2 separate regions of the Homo sapiens genome follow, and region 1 is linked to region 2. A link is an interaction called in ENCODE POLR2A ChIA-PET data of the cell type or tissue named here. Cell type or tissue: CD4-positive, alpha-beta T cell. All regions are shown on one strand. Region 1 overlaps CFAP74 (cilia and flagella associated protein 74). Region 2 overlaps PRKCZ (protein kinase C zeta).

Region 1 (5,000 bases), 120 kb after region 2:
CTGAAGTAACAAGGCTCCATTCCCACCCCCCATCGACTCCCCGCTAACACACACTGTAGCTGAATTTTGATTTTTCCCATACGAGTCTTTAATCCACGTGAGACTGATCTTTGGGTGGGTGCCGACAAAGATGTCCATTCCGTGGCTGCTGTTCAGCAACCCTGCTTCTATCCTGCATAGCGCTAGTACGTGGGGGCCTGTTTCTGGCCTCTCTGATCTGTTCCATTGGTCTGTTTGTCTTGTCCAAAGCACTCTACTGTCTTAGTTTTACAGCTTTAGAATCAATCTTGATATCTGGTGGGGCACCCCTTCCCCCTTCAAAACTATTGTTCCATTGTTCTTCCATATACATTTTAAAATTCACCAGACGAGTTTCTCATTCTCTTGCTCTTGCATGTAGACACACACACACATTTCTGTTGGGATTTGGATAGGGGTTTTAGGGAATCTATAGAGCAATCTGGAAGGAACTGACTTCCTGACAACATTGAGTTTGTAGTGCTTGAACATGAGCTATTTATTTATTTATTTTATTTTTTAATTTTAATTTTATTTTATTATTACTTTTTTCGAGACGGAGTCTCACTCTGTCGCCTAGGCTAGAGTGCAGTGGCAAGATCTCAGCTCACTGCAAGCTCCGCCTCCTGGCTTCACGCCATTCTCCTACCTCAGCCTCCCGAGTAGCTGGGACTACAGGTGCCCGCCACCACGCCCGGCTAATTTTTTTTTGTATTTTTAGTAGAGATGAGGTTTCACCCTGTTAGCCAGGATGGTCTTGATCTCCTGACCTCACGATCTGCCCACCTCGGCCTCCCAAAGTGCTGGGATTACAGGCGTGAGCCACCGCGCCCAGGCTATTTATTTAGACTTTCTTTTAGAAAAAACTTTTATTATGGAAAATTGCAAAGTCAAAAAAGTAAAGAGAATGATAATACGAAGCCCCAGGTGCCCGTCCCTGCCTCAGCAACTATCAGCCTCACAGCATTCCTCTCCCATTACCCCTCCCTACGTGTAGATCTGGACTAGCATGTTTCAAAGAAAATCCCAGGCGATATATCATTTCACCTGTAAAAACCTTTGCAGATGCCTCTGACAGATAGAAACTCATTTTTAGCATAACCACAAAATCATCATCAACCCCAATACAATTAATAATTTCTTGTTTTTTTTGAGATGAAGTCTCGCTCTGTCACCCAGGCTGGAGTGCAATGGCACGATCTTGGCTCACTGCAACCTCTGCCTCCCAGATTCAAGTGATTCTTCTGCCTCAGCCTCCGAAGTAGCTGGGATTACAGGTGCCCGCCACCACACTCGGCTAATTTTTGTATTTTTAGTAGAGATGAGGTTTTACCATATTGGCCAGGCAGGTCTCGAACTCCTGACCTCAGGTGATCCACCCGCCTCAGCCTCCCAAAGTGCTGGGATTATAGGCATGAGCCACCACGCCCGGCCCACATTGATAATTTCTTAATGGAAACTAATGCCAGTTTGTGCTCACTTTCAGGAATTGTCTCAAAAATGTCTTTTACAGCTGGTTTGCTTGAATCGAGATTTGAACAAGATCCCCAGGTTGCATGTGGCCGACTTGTCTCTTGAGGCTCTTTTCACTTAAAGACCTCCCCTTCCTTATTTTCCTCCAGGCCATTTATTTGTTGAAGAAATGGGTCGTTTGTTCCATTTATTTTTATGTCTGTCTCCTTTCATGCTGCCCGAGGGGGTTCCTCGCATTCTCTGTAGAGGTCTGTGTGTCTTTTGTTGTATTTCTTCTTGAGTACTTCATGGTTTTTGATGTGATTATAAACGGTAGCTTTTCTAAATCTCATTTTCTCATTATTTCTTCTGATAAATAGAAATATACTTGCTTTTCATTATTGAAGTTGTACCAAGCAACATTACTAAGTTGTTTTAATTAAATAACTTATCTGTATATTTGTTTGGATTTTCTATGTAGAGTCATTTTATCTGAAATAATGACCATTTTTCCCTTCCATTCCTTATGCCTTTTATTTCCTTTTTTTTTTTTTTGAGACGGAGTTTCGCTCTTGTCGCCCAGGCTGGAGTGCAGTGGCTCAATCTCAGCTCACTGCAACCTCCGCCTCCTGGGTTCAAACGTTTCTCCTGCCTCAGCCTCCCAAGTAGCTGGGATTACAGGCGTGCGCCACCACGCCTGGCTAATTTTGTATTTTTGGTAGAGGCGGGGTTTCCCCACATTGGTCAGGCTGGTCTCGAACTCCTGACCTCAGGTGATCCACCAACCTTAGCCTCCCAAAGTGCTGGGATTACAGGCGTGCGCCACCGCGCCCGGCCGCCTTTTATTTCTTTTACATCTGATTGTTCTGGCTGGGGACGTGATGAATACTGAGAAGTGGTTTTAGAGAGCGTCCCTGTTTTGTTCTCGGTCTTAAGGGAATGTTTTTAATGTTTAAGTGTGACGTTTGCTGTGGTAATTTTTGGTATATATATACTCTATCACATTACAGATGTTCATTTCTTCTTCTTCTTTTTTTTTTTCTTTTTTTTTTTTTTTGAGACAGAGTCTTGCTCTGTCACCCAGGCTGGAGTGCAGTGGCATGATCTTGGCTCACTGCAACCTCCACCTCCTGAGTTTAAGCGATTCTCCTGCCTCAGCCTCCTGAGTAGCTGGGATGACAGGTGCCTGCCACCACACCCAGCTAATTTTTGTATTTTTAGTAGAGACGGGGTTTCACCATGTTGGTCAGGCTGGTCTCAAACTCCGGACCTCAAGTGATCCACCCGCCTCGGCCTCCAAAAGTGCTGAGATCACAGACATGAGCGCCCGCACCCGGCCAGTATTTCAGGAGACCTTCTTTCTGTTACTGCCAGTCCACTTAGAAGCCCACATGAGATTACACACACTTAATCTGATTTTTTCTCTATTTTTTCGTATGTTTAAAGTAGCTCCCATAGTGAATAATCTGATCAATCAACGTGAAGTGCAGAATTGAAGCTGCTGAGTCTTCCTGGTGAATTGAACATGCGGTTAGAATGTGTCCCCACTGCCGTTCCTGCTTTTTGCCTAAGTTTTTTGTCTGTTTCTAGACAACTCCACTAACTTCCTGTTTATGCTTCCTGCCTTTCTTTCTGACGCAATGCTTCTTAAGCTTGTGTTTTAGACGTCTCTCTCTTAAACTGTAGAGAGTTTGGGCAGGCACAGTGGTTCACACCTGTAATCCCAGCACTTCGGAAGGCTGAGGCGGGCGGATTACCCGAGGTCTTGAGTTTGAAACCAGCCTGGCCAACATGATGAAACTCCGTCTCTATTAAAAATACAAAAATTAGCCAGGCGTGGTGGCCTGTGCCTGTAATCCCAGCTGCCCAGGAGGCTGGGGTACAAGAATTGCTTGACTCCGGGAGGCAGAGGTTGCAGTGAGCCGAGATCGTACCTCTGCACTCCAGCGTGGGCGACAGAGTGAGACTCTGCCTCAAAAAACAAAAACAAAAACAAAAAAAGTTAGTTTGATTTTTTTTGGTTGTTCTTGGGTTTGTTGTTGTTGTTGTTTTCATTTTGTTTGTTTGTTTGAGACGGAGTCTCGCTCTGTCGCCCAGGCTGGAGTGCAGTGGTGCAATCTCGGCTCACTGCAAGTTCCGCCTCCCGGGTTCATGCCATTCTCCTGCCTCAGCCTCCTGAGTAGCTGGGACTACAGGTGCCCGCCACCACACCCGGCTAAATTTTGTATTTTTAGTAGAGACGGGGTTTCACCGTGTTAGCCAGGATGGTCTCGATCTCCTGACCTCGTGATCCACCCACCTCTGCCTCCCAAAATGCTGGGATTACAGGCGTGAGCCACCGAGCCCGGCCTGTTCTTAGTTTTTAATGCAACTCGATAATATACTTCCCTTTAGCTTGCTTATTTAATCTATATTTTTACTTAGGTTTTAACCTGAAAGTTTCTTATTTTGTCCGTTCTTCAACTGTTTTTTTTTTTCTTTTTTTTGAGACTGAGTCTCATTCTGTCGCCCAGGCTGGAGTGCAGTGGTATGATCTCAGCTCACTGCAACCTCCGCCTCCCGGGTTCAAACGATTCTCCTGTCTCAGCCTCCTAAGTAGCTGGGATTACAGGGATGCGCCATCACGCCCGGCTAATTTTTGTATTTTTAGTAGAGACGGGGTTTCACTATGTTGGCCAGGCTGGTCTCAAACCTTAAGTGATCCGCCCACCTCGGCTTCCCAAAGTGCTGGGATTACAGGTGTGAGCCACCTCACCTGGTTTGTTCTTCAACATTTTTACGAGAATTAAAGTACAGTCCTATCCGGCATTTCTGATGATTTTCAGTGTGATGCCAGCACACTGGCTAGCCATGTCACCACAGTGGAACTTCCACTGCTTCTTCAGCACGCTTTCCTGGGTCTCTCAGTTCCCAATCCCACTGCTCCCACTGGAGGACCACCTGAAGCTGCCCAGTCCTGAACCTTTCACAGCTGTGTGGCGACGTCGGGTTTGTTCTCAGCTTCTCCTGCAGAGGGTCAGCCAGCGCCTCTGTCTGCAGGGACAGCTACCCTCATCCCTCCACCTCCCGCTTCTCTTTGCTCCTGTTTCTCCCAATGACCCTTGCCCTGGTAGATTCATGTACTGAAAACAATAAATCTACCCCCTGTTGTTAGTGAGGACTCAGGAGAGATCAGAGGTGGCTGCCTGTTGGAAGTGCCGTCTTTAACCGGATGCTCAGTGTATATGGTTTAGTGTGATCATCTTCAGAGGAACTGTGTGTGTGCAATGACACCTTTTAGAAGACTGACATCCACGGGGTGTCCAGCAAAATGACGTCGCGGAGGCCGCATGGAATTCACAAGCACAGAGCTGAATAGGTTTGGCCATTTTCTAAATAGTTTCTGAAAATCCTGCCATTCAAAGACTAGCAGCTTAATCAGTTCTTTCAAGTGGAAAAAATATTGTTGGAATTTTACAAGATGCCTTAAAATTCTGCCTCCCAGGACTTTAAAATGCAATTGTTTCTTTGTAAGTTTAAAAAATTACTGG
Region 2 (5,000 bases):
ACAGCACCCTTAATGGTGGAATTCTTAAAGCTTTTCCCTGAAATCAGGCACGAGAGGATGTGGCTGTCACCACTTCTGTCCCATACTGTTTTGGAAGGATCAACAGTGCCAGGGTAACAAGGCAACATCTGAAGGAAAGGCAGAAACAAACAGCCGGTCACTGACAAAATGGCAGCGCACAGAGAGGTTCCGGAGCAACCACAGACAAACTACGGGGACCAGGAGAGGCCAAGACAAATGAGTTAATCACACTTCTTTACACATTGCTATAAACAAAAAGATAAAAAAAAAAAAACTGTAAAAGTAATACGGCTTAAAACAGCATAAGCACTGAAATACCAGGGAATCATTTGAACAAAAAATGTGGATGACCGCTACACACAAGACTACAAAATATTATTGAAAGAATTTAAGGCCGGGTGCAGTGGCTTGCATCTGTAATCCCAGCACCTTAGGAGGCTGAGGCAGAAGGACCACTTGAGCCCAGGAGTTCAAGACCAGCCTGGGCAACATAGGGAGACCCTGTCTCTACAAAAAAATGCCAAAATAGCTGGGCATGGTGGTGCACACCTGTAGTCCCAGCTACTTGGGAGGCTGAGGTGGGAGGATTGCTTGAGCCCAGGAGGTCAAGGCTGCAGTGAGCCATGATCATGCCACTGCACTCCAGCCTGGGCAAGAGTGAGGTCCTGTCTGCCCCCCGCAACTCCCCTGCCAAAAAAACCCCAATCAAAGGCCTAAAGATATGTTCACGGATTGGAAACCTCAGTATTGTAAAGATGCTAATCTCCCATACTGATCAAGAAATCCAAATGCAATCCAAATGTCTTATGGAGATTTTGAAAGCAAATAAGCCAACTGTAAATGGCTTATTAACAAGCCCATGTGTATGGAAATGTAAAAAGCCAATAACCAAGATAACCTTGAAAACTAAAAACCCCAAATTGGAGACTCATAACACAAGTTACCAATGGTGATTATAAAGCAGAAGAAATCAGAACAGTACGACATGGGGGCAAAAAACAAAGGGGACAGATCAGTCCAGAAAGAGGCCCCACACACAGCCAGGACGCAAAAGCCCTAATTATAAAGTAAGCTTTTACTTTCTGTTCATCAGAAGACACCATCCATGGAGTGGAAGGCGAGCCGCGGAGTGACAGAAGCTGTTTGCAACACAAAAAATCAAAGCACTTGTCTCTAAAACACACACAGCCCCCAGGAACCAACAAAAAAGACGGACCCCCCAATGACATTGTTCTTTGACAGCCCAATTTTGAAATGGGGCAAAAGACTGGAACAGGCACCTTTAAAAGGAGGGTCCCCAATAACCCGGGAGCCTCGGAGAAGCAGCTCACCTCAGCCGTCGCGAGGCCACAGCCTAGTGCCTTTCAGATCTGCTGTGCTGGCGACAACGCAGGGCTCTGACAGTCCATGTGCTGGAAGGAGGTGCATCGGGAATTCCCACACGACCCAGAGTGACTGTGCCATCAACACAGATTCAGCCTTTGTCTCAGTTTCCCAGCGCGCAGCCCCTCTGACCCTAGGAATCCTGGAGTGCGGTAAGAGTGTCTTTTTGCATGCTAATGAGATGACGGGGAGCCGGGAGCCGGGACAGCTCCAGGATGCGGCTGGTCTTCAGCAGGACCAAGGAATGCCTAGCGGGTTGGAACTTTCCGTCCCACAGCCCACGGTCCAGAGAGGAGACAGGAGAGACTGAGGTAATCAGCAGTGGCTGGCTGTTGAATCAACCGTGCCTGTCACGAAGCCTCCACAAAAAGCCCTCAATGACATGGTCTGGAGAGTGTCCGAGTTGGTGAATATACCAAGGTGCTGGAGGGTGGCGTGCCTGGAGAGGGCACGGAAGCTCTGCACCCCCCATACCTCAGCCTCCCGTGCAGCTCCTCCGTGTGGCTGTCCTTTCTAATAAACGGGTACACTAAGCAAAGTGTTTTCCTGAGTTCCGGGAGCTATTCTAGCCCACCCGAGCCTCAGGAAGGGGTCACGGACACCCCCGATTCACAGCCAGTTGGTCAGAATCCAGGTTGTCACCTGGCACTTGCAGCTGGCTCTCAAGTAGGGGCAGGCTTGTGGGAATGAGCCCTTCATCTGCAGGGTCTGCGCTAACGTCAGGTAATTGATGTCAGAGCTGAATGGAAACACAGGACACCCAGCTGGCGCCAGAGTGGCTGTGGGTGCAGAAAACCCCACATAACTGGAGGCAGAAACACAGTGCAGAGTGCGACCTGGTGCGGCCACGCGAGGGAAACGTCTGTTTCCCGGAAACTCCACTCCTGGGTGTGCCCACATGAAAGATGCGCCACGGGCAACAGAAGGCGCTCGGATGTCTGTGGCCAAAAGCCGGGACCCCGGTGCCTCGCAAGATGAGGGTGGATACATAAGACGTGGAGAATTCAGCCAGCAGAGCAGCCCCGCAGTGGGGACGGACACGGCAGAACCGCACCCCACACCACGGGAAAGCCCCACACAGGGGCCCGACTGAGCGGCCACACCCAGGGTGGATGGCCCCGGATCCCAAGACAAAAGCTCGAAACAAGCAAAACTATCTGCAGGCACCAAGGCCGGGGACGGGTAGGTTACGCCTGGGGTCACCTCGGGGTGTGGGGGTGGCCCCGCGTCCAGAGGACAAGCTACACACGGATCAGCTATGTGACGCGGTGCAGTTTGCTTTGTAAAAACTCGTGGAGTTGAACGCTTCAGATTTCATGTTTTAGGGAGTTTTGTTTCAATTTTAAAAAGTCAAGAAAGAAAAAGAAATCAGAGAATGGAGGCACCCAGGCCGTAACATTCTTTCCATAAGAAAAGCTGAAACCCAACGGCAGGCGGCTCCACCTGCTGCATCTTAGCTTTTTCTTTTTCTTTTTCTTTTTTTTTTGAGACGGAGTCTCGCTCTGTCACCAGGCTGGAGTGCAGTGGCACGATCTCGGCCCACTGCCACCTCCACCTCCCGGGTTCAAGCGATTCTCCTGCCTCAGCCTCCCGAGCAGCTGGGACTACAGGTGTCCACCACCACACTCGGCTAATTTTTGTATTTTTAGTAGAGACTGGATTTCACCGTGTTAGCCAGGATGGTCTCAAACTCCTGACCTCGTGATCTACCCGCCTCGGCCTCCCAAAGTGCTGGGATTACAGGCGTGAGCCACTGCGCCCAGTCATCTTATCTTTTTCTTCAGCTTATTTTATTTGCTCTGTAAGCTTAACTTTTGTGAGCTGAACTCCAAAGTCAACCTGCTGTTTGATTATTTTTGTGACTTGTTTCAAATAAAACCTCTTCTAAGAATTAATGTCCACCATATTCCTTTTTTGTCCAACAAAATAAGTCATCTCTTCTGTTTCAAATGTTCCTTCCCTCATTGGACACTGTGCTTGGGCTACCTGTATTAACACAGATCCCTGGAGAGCACGTTCTCAACACACAAGACGAACCTGCCCTGCATCCGGGGTCCCTCCTTCCACGTCCTCCCAGGCCACGACGGAGCGTCCTCCTGGAGAAAAGCTGGGGTGGGAGGGTGGGGGGGTGCAGCCCTCTGCTGTTTTTATCTCCTGAGCATTCCGAACGCTTCCACAAACTTACGCAGCCGGCCATACCCTCACCCACGCGCCACACGCACCACACACACAACATGGCGCCCGCTCTCCCTCCCCCAGAGCCAGCCCCGTGGAGCCCTTGACCGGTGGCACCCAATCCCCAGGGCATGGATGCTGTGGGCTGGGCCCCCGCCCTCTCTACACTCCCACACCATCATCTCCCCTCCCTCAAACACATGGGCACTGCGGTCCCTTCTCCCTGCCCCAACACCAGTGCCTTGACCTCCCTCCTCCTTGGCCACACCACCCACCTGCCATCCCTGGAGTCACCCCCACAAGGACTGGACCACAGCCTCTGCCCCATGAGTCCTCTGTGCCCCAACTCTCACCCACCCCCCAGCATTCTCCACGGCAGCTAGGCTGCCATTGGCTCTCAGAGATACCACTACTTCGTGCATCATGAGGAAAGACAAAAAATGTTGCCAACTCAACTGGGACACAGACAGGCAGGCTGCACCCCCTTCCAGGATGTCAGGATAAGAGAAGTCCATCCCAGCTCACTCAAGGCCCTGGTCGCCTCTGACAAAGGGGCTATCGGATGCTGCCTCTGTGCCACTTCCGAGTTTCTGGCTGACACCCTGGTCCTCACCTGCTGGCTTCCACCTGCCCTGGGTCAGGAGCGAACTCGGGCAGAAAATATGAATGCCCCGGATGAGCCCCCCTCAAAGCCCAAGATGGGGAGACATCAGGTAGAAGCAGCAGGAGCACATACTTGGCGATCCACAGGCAGCCCACCGAAGAGAACGTCACAGTCACCACAAATCACTGCTGAAGGCGAGACCAGTGGGGAGGAAACGGGGCGGCTGCCTTTTTAAACCTTACGTTAAAACCTTACATTAAAAAACATACTCATGAATCGAGGTACTCGCTAGTCAGAACTGAGACCCTGGAGGGATCCCCCGGGGCCCTGACTGGTGCTGCAGGCCCTCAGGCAGTGCCCGGCTCCAGAGCAGGAGAGGCAGGCACCTGGGTGACCCGGCCAGCCTCGGCCAGCAGTGGGCAGGCCCTAGCCAAGCCACTGTCTTTCCTTCAGCTGATGACTGTAAGTCACAAATGTAAAGAAAATGGGGCCGGGCGCAGTGGCTCAAGCCTGTAATCCCAGCACTTTGGGAGGCCAAGGCAGGCGGATCGCCTGAGGTCAGGAGTTCGAGACCAGCCTGGCCAACACGGTGAAACCCCGCCTCTACCAAATATAGAAAAAAAATAGCCAGACATGGTGGCGAGCTCCTGTAGTCCCAGCTATTTGGGAGGCTGAGGCAGGAAAATCCCTTGAACCCAGGAGGTGGAGGTTACAGTGAGCCGAGATCACGCCACTGCACTCCAGCCTGGGCGACAAGAGCAAGACTCTGTCTCCAAAAAAAAAAAAAACCAACCAACCAACCAAACAAACAAAAAAA

What was found. ChIA-PET counts read pairs that join two places held together with the same protein. Peaks named below come from ENCODE experiments on the same cell type or tissue, not always from the same donor. Only the 100,000 strongest peaks of a DNase experiment are listed, where the experiment ranks them.
Region 1: POLR2A ChIA-PET joins it to region 2 with 5 read pairs; 3 of 35 experiments call an interaction of 5 or more read pairs at or near these places.

Annotation. Positions count from the first base shown.
Region 1 is chr1:1,994,448-1,999,447 of GRCh38, reverse strand. All of the region lies in intron 1 of CFAP74 (cilia and flagella associated protein 74), which reads left to right. Among named protein-coding and RNA genes, the nearest start is that of CFAP74, 6.8 kb to the left of the region's middle. In CD4-positive, alpha-beta T cell, no CTCF peak of the experiment used is centred here; no DNase peak of the experiment used is centred here.
Region 2 is chr1:2,112,663-2,117,662 of GRCh38, reverse strand. The region is part of intron 4 of PRKCZ (protein kinase C zeta); the gene reads right to left. Among named protein-coding and RNA genes, the nearest start is that of PRKCZ, 65 kb to the right of the region's middle. In CD4-positive, alpha-beta T cell, no CTCF peak of the experiment used is centred here; a DNase peak (open chromatin) is centred at 2,267.